Linked DNA regions of Homo sapiens: region 2 is linked to region 1. Evidence: read pairs that join two places in POLR2A ChIA-PET (ENCODE). Cell type or tissue: A673. All regions are shown on one strand. Region 1 overlaps RGS3 (regulator of G protein signaling 3). Region 2 holds the start of LOC107987119 (a long non-coding RNA gene).

Region 1 (5,000 bases):
TGTAAATTCAGCCAAACCTAGCCCTGACATCACCCCCAAGCAGAGATAGGGTGTGCCTGCCTCAGGAGGCAGCGGTGAGGCTGAGTGTGCCTGAGGCTCGGGAGGGTGACCTTCGGCCACAGGGTTGTGGCTTAGTCTCATGTCCACATGTCCACTCCAGTGTCCTCGAGTGAAAAAGCCTCTTTTTTTTACTGGATGGGCACCCCACCACCACCCAGTGCCCCCAGCGCTGCAGGCCCTGAAGGAGGAGGGCAGTGGGGCAGACTGGGGCAGACAGATAAGGCAAGGGTGTGTATCTGGAAAGGGGGACCTTTCTGTTCCTCCTGCCCTTGATGCCCCCACAAGGAGACCTGGCTATGCCTTGGGCCCTGAACTCTGATCTTTCTAGGCTAGCTGAGATTCAGAACTGGACAGACATGCTGGGAAGAGCAAGACCCAGTGAGGGGAGTGATTTGGCCCAGGCCATGCAGTGAGCCAGACTGACCCAGCCTAGGGGCAGGCTGAGCACAGACTCATCTGCCTTCTCAGCTTCCAAGTTTCCCCCCCTGAAACCTGCAACTAACAGGACTCCTGTCCTAGGCTGCTGTAAGGGTCAGAATACGTCAAGTGCCCTGTCCCGGAATTGGATGCAGGAGAGGGAGCTGATGATGTCGATGATCGTCATGAGAGTAACAATTATGATTACAGAAATTGCAGATGCTTATTGAGCACTTACTAGGTGCCAGGCCCTATGCTAAGCCCTCCCCACAGAGCTGTGATGTGGGTACTCAGTATTCACATTGCCATTTTACAGATGAGGAAATCGAGCCTGAATAGGTTAAGCAGCCTGTGCAGGTACCTTGACGTAGGAGGTGGCAGAGCCAGGGTTTGAAGCTTGATTTGCCTATCTCCAAGCCCCAGTTGTTCATCAGCAATAGGCTTCCCTCCTTCCACCTCTGGCTTTCAGTCCTCCCTATTCTCAGAGCTGTTGCTTGGAGTAAAACCTTAGTTTTTGGGTTGGTCCCTGGTGCCCACTCATGAGAGAGTCAAGCTGTGGAGAGGAAGGCAAGGAGCAGAGGGGCACCACCATGGGCTACTGTGTGCCAGGCACTGCCTCCATATGCCCCGTAGCAGCCGTGAGGAAGCGGCACACTGGCTGTGAGGGAGGCGGCACATGGATAGGAATTGGGATTCACCCCCAGGCCCTCCTGCTTCCAAAGGCTGACCTCATGACTGCAGTGCTATTTGTGTCCTTCCCTGAGGTCATCCTGGCATGGCAGAGCTTCTTTGATTAACCTAGCAGAAAACATCACAGAGAAGCCACACGCTTCTAGCTCTCCCCACCTGGAAGGGGACCCTGGGAGGGAGAGGATTTGGGAGGGTCACTGGGTGTACAGAATTCTGCACTGCCCCTCCCAACACCAGGTGTCAGTCTCCTGCCCCTCAGTCTCCAACCATGTGGAGTCCGAGCGGGGCCCCTGCGTCTGGTATTGCTCTCCACTGCCTAGCACAGAGCCAGGCCCAGGTTTGTCCTCAGGAAGCATCCTTTGAAGGAAGGGAAGGAGGAAGTGAAGACGGCAGGAAAGGAGATCACAGAGGAGTAGAAAGAGCAGGGCTTTGGAGTCAGGCAGACCATGGTTTCAATTCTGACTCTTCCACTGACTTGCTTTTTGATCTTGTGTAAGTTACTTAATGTCTCTAACTCCTAGTTTTCTTATTAAAAATGATACTGATCTCATAGGATTGTTGGAAGTAGAGCCTAAAGTATAAAACAACTGTCACAGTGTGTGGCATGCAGTAGATGCTCAGTTAATGATCTCTCTCTCTCCCCTATCTTTGTCATCATTATCTGTTTTGAACACCTCTAGCTTCACCTTCCTTACCTCTGCAGCGCTAAGTAAACATTGCTTTCAGGGTAACGTTGGAATTCCTTAAAATATCCATGCTCCTGCCTCATCCAACCACCTCCACTTCCTTGAATGTTCCCTGCTGGCTCTGGCTCAGCCTGGAATATCCTGTCCCATCTTTTCCCCCCTATTACCTCCTCCCAGAGCCATCCTAGTTGTCCCTGCTGCCTCTACTTCCACAGCCTCCTAGCATGGTAGCAGGTGGGTGAGAGATGGACCTGGCATCTCCAAGGCAGAGAACATGGCTTGTTGCTGTTTGGCAGCAATAGCCAACACAGGCCCTGGCGCATGGCTGCAGCTCTGTAGGTATTTGCTGAGTAAGTCTTGGGGGAAATGGTGTGAATAAGCCAGACATGATCCTGATGAGCCAAACAGGACCTGCCCGGGGCCATGACAGCAGGGCAGGCTGGGTCTTGGCAGGGGAGCAGAGAGCCTTCTAGCCAGGGCATCCGAGGCAGATTGAACCAGTGCTCACAGGGATGGGCAGGAAGTAGACTTGAGGGATAGAGAGCTTAGGGAAATGAGAGGTCCCAGTACACACACACGGAGCAGGCAGAAAAGCAGGGTGCCGGGTGGGAAGGGGAGTGAGGATGGATCCCACAGGCAGACTGGTTCCTCAGCAGAGCCCCAGGGGGCCTGGAGTTCCCCTTCTCACAAGGCATCAGTCACCACTAGCTCAGGAAGAAGCTAGGAACCCCCCTGCTCTCAACTCTCAACTCCCTGCTTTTCAGAGAAGAGAGCTGGAGGAGTAGAAGGGGTGTTTGGGGTGGTGGGTGGGGACAAAGACTACGAGTCCACCCATGTTGAAGCAGTGGTGTCAGAAATGGAGGCGAGAGGAGAAGGGACCTGGTGAGGGGGTGACAGGGCAGCACCGTGCTGAAACCCAGACCCCGGGAGCCGCCTCCCCGCCCTGGGAGAAGCTGGGCATCCAGGCAGGTGGTGGTGGGTCTCCAGCAGGCTGCAAGCGGCATGTCCTTCTGGCTTGGTCAGGCGATAGCCAAGAGTAGGAAGGTTTTCTGAGGGGGCCCTCGTGTCTCCTCTTTCCTCAGGGATTCCCTTTCTGTGAGTGTTGGCTTTGTCCTGAGAGTCCCTGCGCGGGGGTGAGCTAACCTTCTGTGCCTCAGTATTGCTTTCTGTAGAGTGGGTGCACTCCCTGCTGTGGTGTGCCGCCCTCCTGAGCCTCTGACAGAGGAGCTTCAGTCTGTGGTCGAATTCTTCCTTTGCCCCTCTCTCCTCCTGCAGTGGGGCCTCTGTTTAGGGAACGTGAATGGGCAGCTGCCTCCAGGGAACTTGCCACCTCCCCCGTCCTGCTCCAAGGTCATGCCTCTTCTGCACAGGCTCCCCACTATAGAGAGGGTTCTATGTGTTGGAACTGGTCCTGGGCGAGGTTCTGGGCTGGATTTTAGTGCTGATTCTGTTGTATGACCTTGGCCTTATCACTTCCCTTCTCTGGGCCTCACGTAACAGACAGTCACCTTGCCTGTTACCTGACGCCACTCTCCAGAATTGTCTCGTCAGTCAGAAAGAAGTAAAAAGGCCTGGGCCTTACTCCTAGGGACTGTGATGCAGTAGGTCTTAGATTGGGTCCAGACAGGCATTTTTAAGATACTCCTCAGGTGATTCTAAAGTGTACTTCTCCGTTAAGAACCAATAGTCTAGGTCGGTGTTTTTCAAACTTTAATGTGCAAATGAATCTCCTGGGATCCTATTAAAGTGCAGGTTCCGATCCAGTGGGTGTGAATTGAGGTTTACGAATGTGTATTTTATGAGGTCAGGAGATCGAGACCATCCTGGCTAACATGGTGAAACCCCGTCTCTACTAAAAATACAAAAAATTAGCCGGGCGTGGTGGCAGGTGCCTGTAGTCCCAGCTACTTGGGGGGCTGAGGCAGGAGAATGGCGTGAACCCGGGAGGCGGAGCTTGCAATGAGCTGAGATCACGCCACTGCACTCCAGCCTGGGCGACAGAGCGAGACTCCATCTCAAAAAAAACAAAAACAAAAACAAAAAAATGAGTGTGTATTTTATATAAGCTCCTGGGTGATGCTGCTGCTGGCTCTTGGGCTGCACTTTGAGGCTAAGAGTCTAGATGGTCCTGTGAAGTTCACTGGATTGTTCTTTCTTTTTTTTTTTTTGAGACAGAGTCTTGCTCTGTCACCAGGCTGGAGTGCAGTGACGTGATCTTGGCTCACTGCAACCTCCGCCTCTGGGGTTCAAGCCATTCTCCTGCCTCAGCCTCCCGAGTAGCTAGGATTACAGGCGCCCACCACCACGTCCAGCTAATTTTTGTATTTTTGGTAGAGACGGGGTTTCACCATGTTGGCCAGTATGGTCTCGATCTCCTGACCTTGTGATCTGCCCTTCTTGGCCTCCCAAAGTGCTGGGATTACAGGCGTGAGCCACCGCACCCAGCGATTGTTCTTTCATTCATTTATTCATTCAAACACTTCAGGTGGGGAGTGGTCAGACGTGAGGCTACAGGGAGACAGAGCCCAGGGTCTTCCAGGGCTACAGAATTTGGACTTTATCTGAGAGGTATTGGGGAGCCAGCCACAGCAACGTTTTAAGCAGAGGAGTGACAAGTTGAGGTTTGCATGGAGGCAGCTCCCCTGACATAGCACAGAGAATGGCCAGTGGGGTCTGCACCGCCACTGTGAGCCCCACATCATCCTGGTGGGGGATGACAGTGGTCTAGAGGGAAGTGGCAGCAGTGGACATGGAGAGAGTAGAAACATTCTTTTTAAAAAAGATTAATCAACTTTTTAATTTTTTGATTTTTTACTTTTGAGACAGAGTCTCACTCTATTGCCCAGGCTGGAGTGCAGTGGTGCAATCTCGGCTCACTGCAACCTCCGCTTCCTGGATTCAAGCAATTCTCCTGCCTCAGACTCCCAAGTAGCTGGGATTACAGGTGCGCGCCATGTTGCCTGGCTAATTCTCGTATTTTTAGTAGAGACAGGGTTTTACCATATTGGCCAGGCTGGTCTCGAACTCCTGACCTGAGGTGATCCACCCGTCTTGACCTCCCAAAGTGCTGGGATTACAGGCTTGAGCCACCGTGCCTGGCCTCAACTTTTATTTTTTAGAAATTAGCTTTAGAAATTAGTGCAAAGT
Region 2 (5,000 bases), 320 kb before region 1:
CCAATTTATACCTTGTTTTTCATGTTCTTCACTCTAATGTCCTGGTAGGATTGAAATTGTATCTGAAGTCTGAGCACACTGCGTGCCTAGGGCCATAGTAGACCTTTCTTCAAATTTAAATTAGCTGAAGGCTGGTTGTCCTGTATGTGAAAATGTAATCCAAATATCCTGATTAGGCACAGGCCATCCCAATTAGGTGAATTATCTGAAGTCCTTGCTTTTTATCTGCTGACATTTATGATTAGAAAGCCTTAAAGCAGTTAAATTTCATTAATGGCATTCATTTGTATCTTATTACAGATTGCCTGTTTCCTGCAACCCAAAGAAGCTGCTTTCCTTCTCCTTATCTAATATTTAAGTTTGAACATATATTAAGCATACCTATTAAAGGAACTATACTGGTGGGGCACAGTGGCTTACACCTGTAATCCCAACACTTTGGGAGGCCAAGGCAAGAGGATTGCTTGAGCTCAGGAGTTCGAGACCTGCCTGGGCAACACGAGACCTCATCTGTACGATAAAACAAAAAATTAGCTGAGCGTGGTAGTGGTGCAGGCCTGTGATTCCACCTACTCAGGAGGCTGAGGTTGAGGCTGTGGTGAGTTGCACTCCAGCCTGGGTGATGGAGCAAGACCCTGTCTCAAAAAAAAAGGAACAATTCTGCAGAATAAGGAAGGGTTAGGCATCTGTAGCCCTACGTGTAAACCCTTTCTGCTACAGTCTCCAAAAGTGATCCCTATTAGCACGAGTTCTTTCTCTCTCCATCTGTAGATTATGAAAAATAATTCTGAGTAAAGATGCTAGGAGAGCATTCATTTATTAGATGCATTCCATATAGACAAAGTATTTACCAAGAAACAAGCCCAGGAGCAGGGAACCACCAGGTTGCCTGGTGAACCAGCCTAGATCAGAAATGGAGCAGGTCAAAACTCCTGTACTGATCAGTAGTGGGATCATGCCTGTGAATAGCCATTGCATTCCAGCCTGGGCAACATAGCAAGATTCCATCTCTAAAAATAAAAAAAAGAGATAAGATTTTTATATCCTTAAATTATTATATATAATTCTTTCTCTTAAAAGAATCTTCTGCTGACTCTCAACTTTTCCTGGAAAAAATGGATCATTCCCACCATATGGGGATGAGCTATATGGACTCCAACAGTACCATGCAACCTTCTCACCATCACCCAACCACTTCAGCCTCACACTCCCATGGTGGAGGAGACAGCAGCATGATGATGATGGTGAGTGCCATAGGAGGGGCAATGCAGGCCCTTTCCCACCCACTTGGGTAATAGAAATAATGGAATTTTAGTACTGGAAGCTTATTATCTTTAAAGGTCAGTTTACCAGTGAGGATAACTAAAGCAGACCCAAGCAAGTCAAGTCATTTGCTCCAGATTATGTGGCAAGCTACTTACAGAGTCACACCAGAACCAAGATTTTAGGCTTCTTTCTTTGGTGGTCCCTTCTGAAATCGACTCTTTTCTGAATTAGGGGTTCTGGTCTTTATGCCTTGGGTGGAAAAGAGAAAAAGACAAAAGTTGGCCAGGCACAGTGGCTCATGCCTGTAATCCCAACACTTTGGGAGGCCAAGGCAGGTGGATCACAAGGTCAGGAGATCGAGACCATCCTAGCTAACACGGTGAAACCCCATCTCTACTAAAAATACAAAAAATTAGCTGGGCATGATGGCATTCGCCTGTAGTCCCAGCTACTTGGGAGGCTGAGGCAGGAGAATCGCTTGAACCCAGGAGGTGGAGGTTGTAGTGAGCCGAGATCTCGCCACTGCATTCCAGCCTGGGCTACAGAGCGAGAATCCGTATCAAAAAAAAAAAAAAAAAAGATAAAAGTTGATGGTGGGGGCCCAGGAGAAAAGTTGATGGTGGGGGCCTAGTAGAATACTCATGCTCGGTGCCTGTGGTGGTAACGCTAACATGAGGGCAAAAGCCTCCCACTCACGTGAATGTCTCTTATTATCCAGATCTTCTACTTTTAAATGTTCTAAGCTTCTTTGCCCCAAATTCTCATTTAGAATTTTCATTCATCTCTAACTGACTTGTTTTGGTTTTCTGGCAGCCTATGACCTTCTACTTTGGCTTTAAGAATGTGGAACTACTGTTTTCCGGTTTGGTGATCAATACAGCTGGAGGTGAGTAAGCCATTAGGTAGTGTTGGAAGGTGATAGTCACATGAGAGACAGTGACAAATAATTTGGAAGTCCAGCACCTCTTTCTGTCCTAATTACTAAGTCAACATGGTAATGATGCATAACCATCTTGGTTCCTATTTCCTACCTAGAAGGTAGGAAACACAGTACTTTTTTGGTCCTCTGGTAAACCTCTGTTAACTAACATGTATGTTTTGGAGCTCTAAAAAATAATTTAGATACCAGATAGAATCTTTTGCAATCCATTTTCTTTCATTCTTTTCCAGAGTGTTTAATTTTTTTTTTTTTTTTTTTTTTTGAGACGGAGTTTCACTCTTGTCACCCAGGCTGGAGTGCAATGGCAGCTATCTTGGCTCACTGCAATCTCTGCCTCCCAGGTTCAAGCGATTCTCCTGCCTCAGCCTCCTGAGTAGCTGGAGTTAAACAGGCACCTACCGCCATGCCTGGCTAATTTTTGTATTTTTAATAGAGACGGGGTTTTGCCATGTTTGCCAGGCTGGTCTCGAACTCCTCACCTCAAGTGATCCACCCACCTCAGCCTCCCAAAGTGCTGGGATTACAGGCATGAGCCACCATGCCCGGCCTCAGAGTGTTTACTTATTTGATAAGTTATTAGTCCTGGACATAAGACTAACTCAAATTAAGTACCACAAAATAAGTTTAAAACTATTGTTCTAATACTTCAATTTTACAATAAATTAAGTGCCACAAATTGTGAAATGACTCGCCATCAATCATAGAGTTAATATGTCAGAGCTAGGACAAGGACCCAGACCTTCTAGAGCTACCTAGACCAGTGTTCTTTTAGTCTACCAAACTATGGCCCACATCCTTCCTGATTCTTGGCACGGCCCATCTTAGACACTCCTAGTTTTGAGGTAGATGATTACCCATCTGTTTGTGTCTATTATGTTGTATGGTATACTTTAAATTTAACTTGCGCAAACTCAATAGTCAGTTGGACTGCCTTAGGTACCAGATGTCTGTTTGGAGCCATAAAATCAATTTGTTTTGGGAAGAAGGAGAGCATTTAGTTCAGGTAATGTGTTAAATTAGCAGTTTGAATACATTTATATCATTACCAACACTTCACAGTGTGAAAGACTTAGAATTGAAATGCCTATTCAGGAAATGTAGTCAGCCACTGATGAAACTAAATTGTTTTATTCCCTGTTCCATATTCTACATTGTGTGTTTCAGTGTAACAAACCTAATTTAATGATATCAAGCAGTCTGACCAAAAGGTTATTGTTGTTCTGATTATTTTTCTTATCTTAATCAGAAAGTAAATATGTTCTTGGCAGAGGCAATAGTTTTCAGTTACACCATCTTAGCCGTTCTCCTATCTGAGCAAGAGAAGAGGTAAAAATATAATGTCTTCAAAAGCTGAGAGTAGCATTTTTTCTATGTGTCTTTCTAGCTGGACAGCACATTGGCTAATGATTTTGCACATGTTTGACAGTACCTCCATATTTTCCTTCCATACTTAGAAATGGCTGGAGCTTTTGTGGCAGTGTTTTTACTAGCAATGTTCTATGAAGGACTCAAGATAGCCCGAGAGAGCCTGCTGCGTAAGTCACAAGTCAGCATTCGCTACAATTCCATGCCTGTCCCAGGACCAAATGGAACCATCCTTATGGAGACACACAAAACTGTTGGGTAAGAACTGAACAGATCCAGATGAAGTCCTAAAGAACTCGATCAGTTAAGCAGCAAAGCGCAGCTGTGTGATCAGCAGCAGCCCTCTTCTTGAGTTAGGAGTTCTGTATGACCTTGATCAAAACTGTCCTTGGAGGTTTGGGTTTGTAGGTCATGAGCAGGCCAAAGGAGGAATGAGAGGGAGTCTTCTGCAAATATGAATGTTTGTTCTGAGTTGTACGGATTGGCCACTTTGGAAGAAGGGAAGTGAGGAATCCATATTTTAAAATATTTACCAAAATAATAATGAACAAGTTAAGAAATTCAGATCAAGATATAAAAGAATGGCAGATTGCAGTTGATTCTATAAAGTTACACCTAGTCAGCCCTGTCCTCTTTTTCTTTACAATGTAAGACTGTATTGATTTCTGTGTTCTGTCTAAGAAAGTATTTGGATGATTATTGGTTTTTCCCATAGATTGGCAAATGTTTTTTGAGATTGTTTTAATAAAAATGTAAGTCTTAAAACCAAATTGGACCTTAAGAAATCCTATAGACTGATATCCTGCTTTCAAACAAGCAGTGTTATTTATTGTACTGATGAGCTTACTGGGGCCCAGAAGGATTGTGACCTACCTAAGGTGGCACAGGGGATGAGTAGCCAGGTCTCCTTATCCCTAATTAAGTAATTTCTTCTATACTACCCAACCCTCAATTCTATTTTTTTTTCTTTTTTTCTTTCTTTTTTTTTTTTTTTTCTGGAGACAGGGTCTCCCTCTATTGCCCAGGCTGAAGTGCAGTGGCACTATCTTGGCTCACTGCAATCTCTGCCTTCCAGACTCAAGTGATCCTCCCACCTCAGCCTCCTAAGTAGCTGGAACTACAGGCATGAGCCACCACACCCAGCTAATTTTTTTTATTTTTTGTAGAGACAAGGTTTCGCCATGTTGCCCAGGCTGGTCTGAAACTCCTGAGCTCAAGCAATCAGCCCACCTCGGCCTCCCAAAGTGCTGGGATTAAAGGCATTAGCCACCACCCCCAGCCTCTGTTTCTGTTTTTGTAGAATGTAAACTTTGCAAAGGTGGGAAGCCTAAAAATATTCGGGCAGATGAGCGTGAGAGGGTTTACGGCTTCCCTTTCAGGATCTAAGGTGGAGGTAAGTCGGGATTACTCCTCGTCCTTTTCTCCTCCT

What was found. Peaks named below come from ENCODE experiments on the same cell type or tissue, not always from the same donor. Only the 100,000 strongest peaks of a DNase experiment are listed, where the experiment ranks them.
Region 2: POLR2A ChIA-PET joins it to region 1 with 10 read pairs; 3 of 35 experiments call an interaction of 5 or more read pairs at or near these places.

What each region holds. Positions count from the first base shown.
Region 1 is chr9:113,572,330-113,577,329 of GRCh38, forward strand. All of the region lies in intron 17 of RGS3 (regulator of G protein signaling 3), which reads left to right. Among named protein-coding and RNA genes, the nearest start is that of RGS3, 110 kb to the left of the region's middle. RefSeq lists an enhancer at 2,270-2,319. In A673, no CTCF peak of the experiment used is centred here; no DNase peak of the experiment used is centred here.
Region 2 is chr9:113,255,034-113,260,033 of GRCh38, forward strand. It overlaps SLC31A1 (solute carrier family 31 member 1), which reads left to right. Exons shown (of 5, transcript NM_001859.4): 2 at 1,081-1,244; 3 at 2,080-2,152; 4 at 3,661-3,829. The coding sequence starts at 1,116. LOC107987119 (a long non-coding RNA gene) reads right to left here and starts at 1,570. Exons shown (of 3, transcript XR_007061737.1): 1 at 1,422-1,570. In A673, no CTCF peak of the experiment used is centred here; no DNase peak of the experiment used is centred here.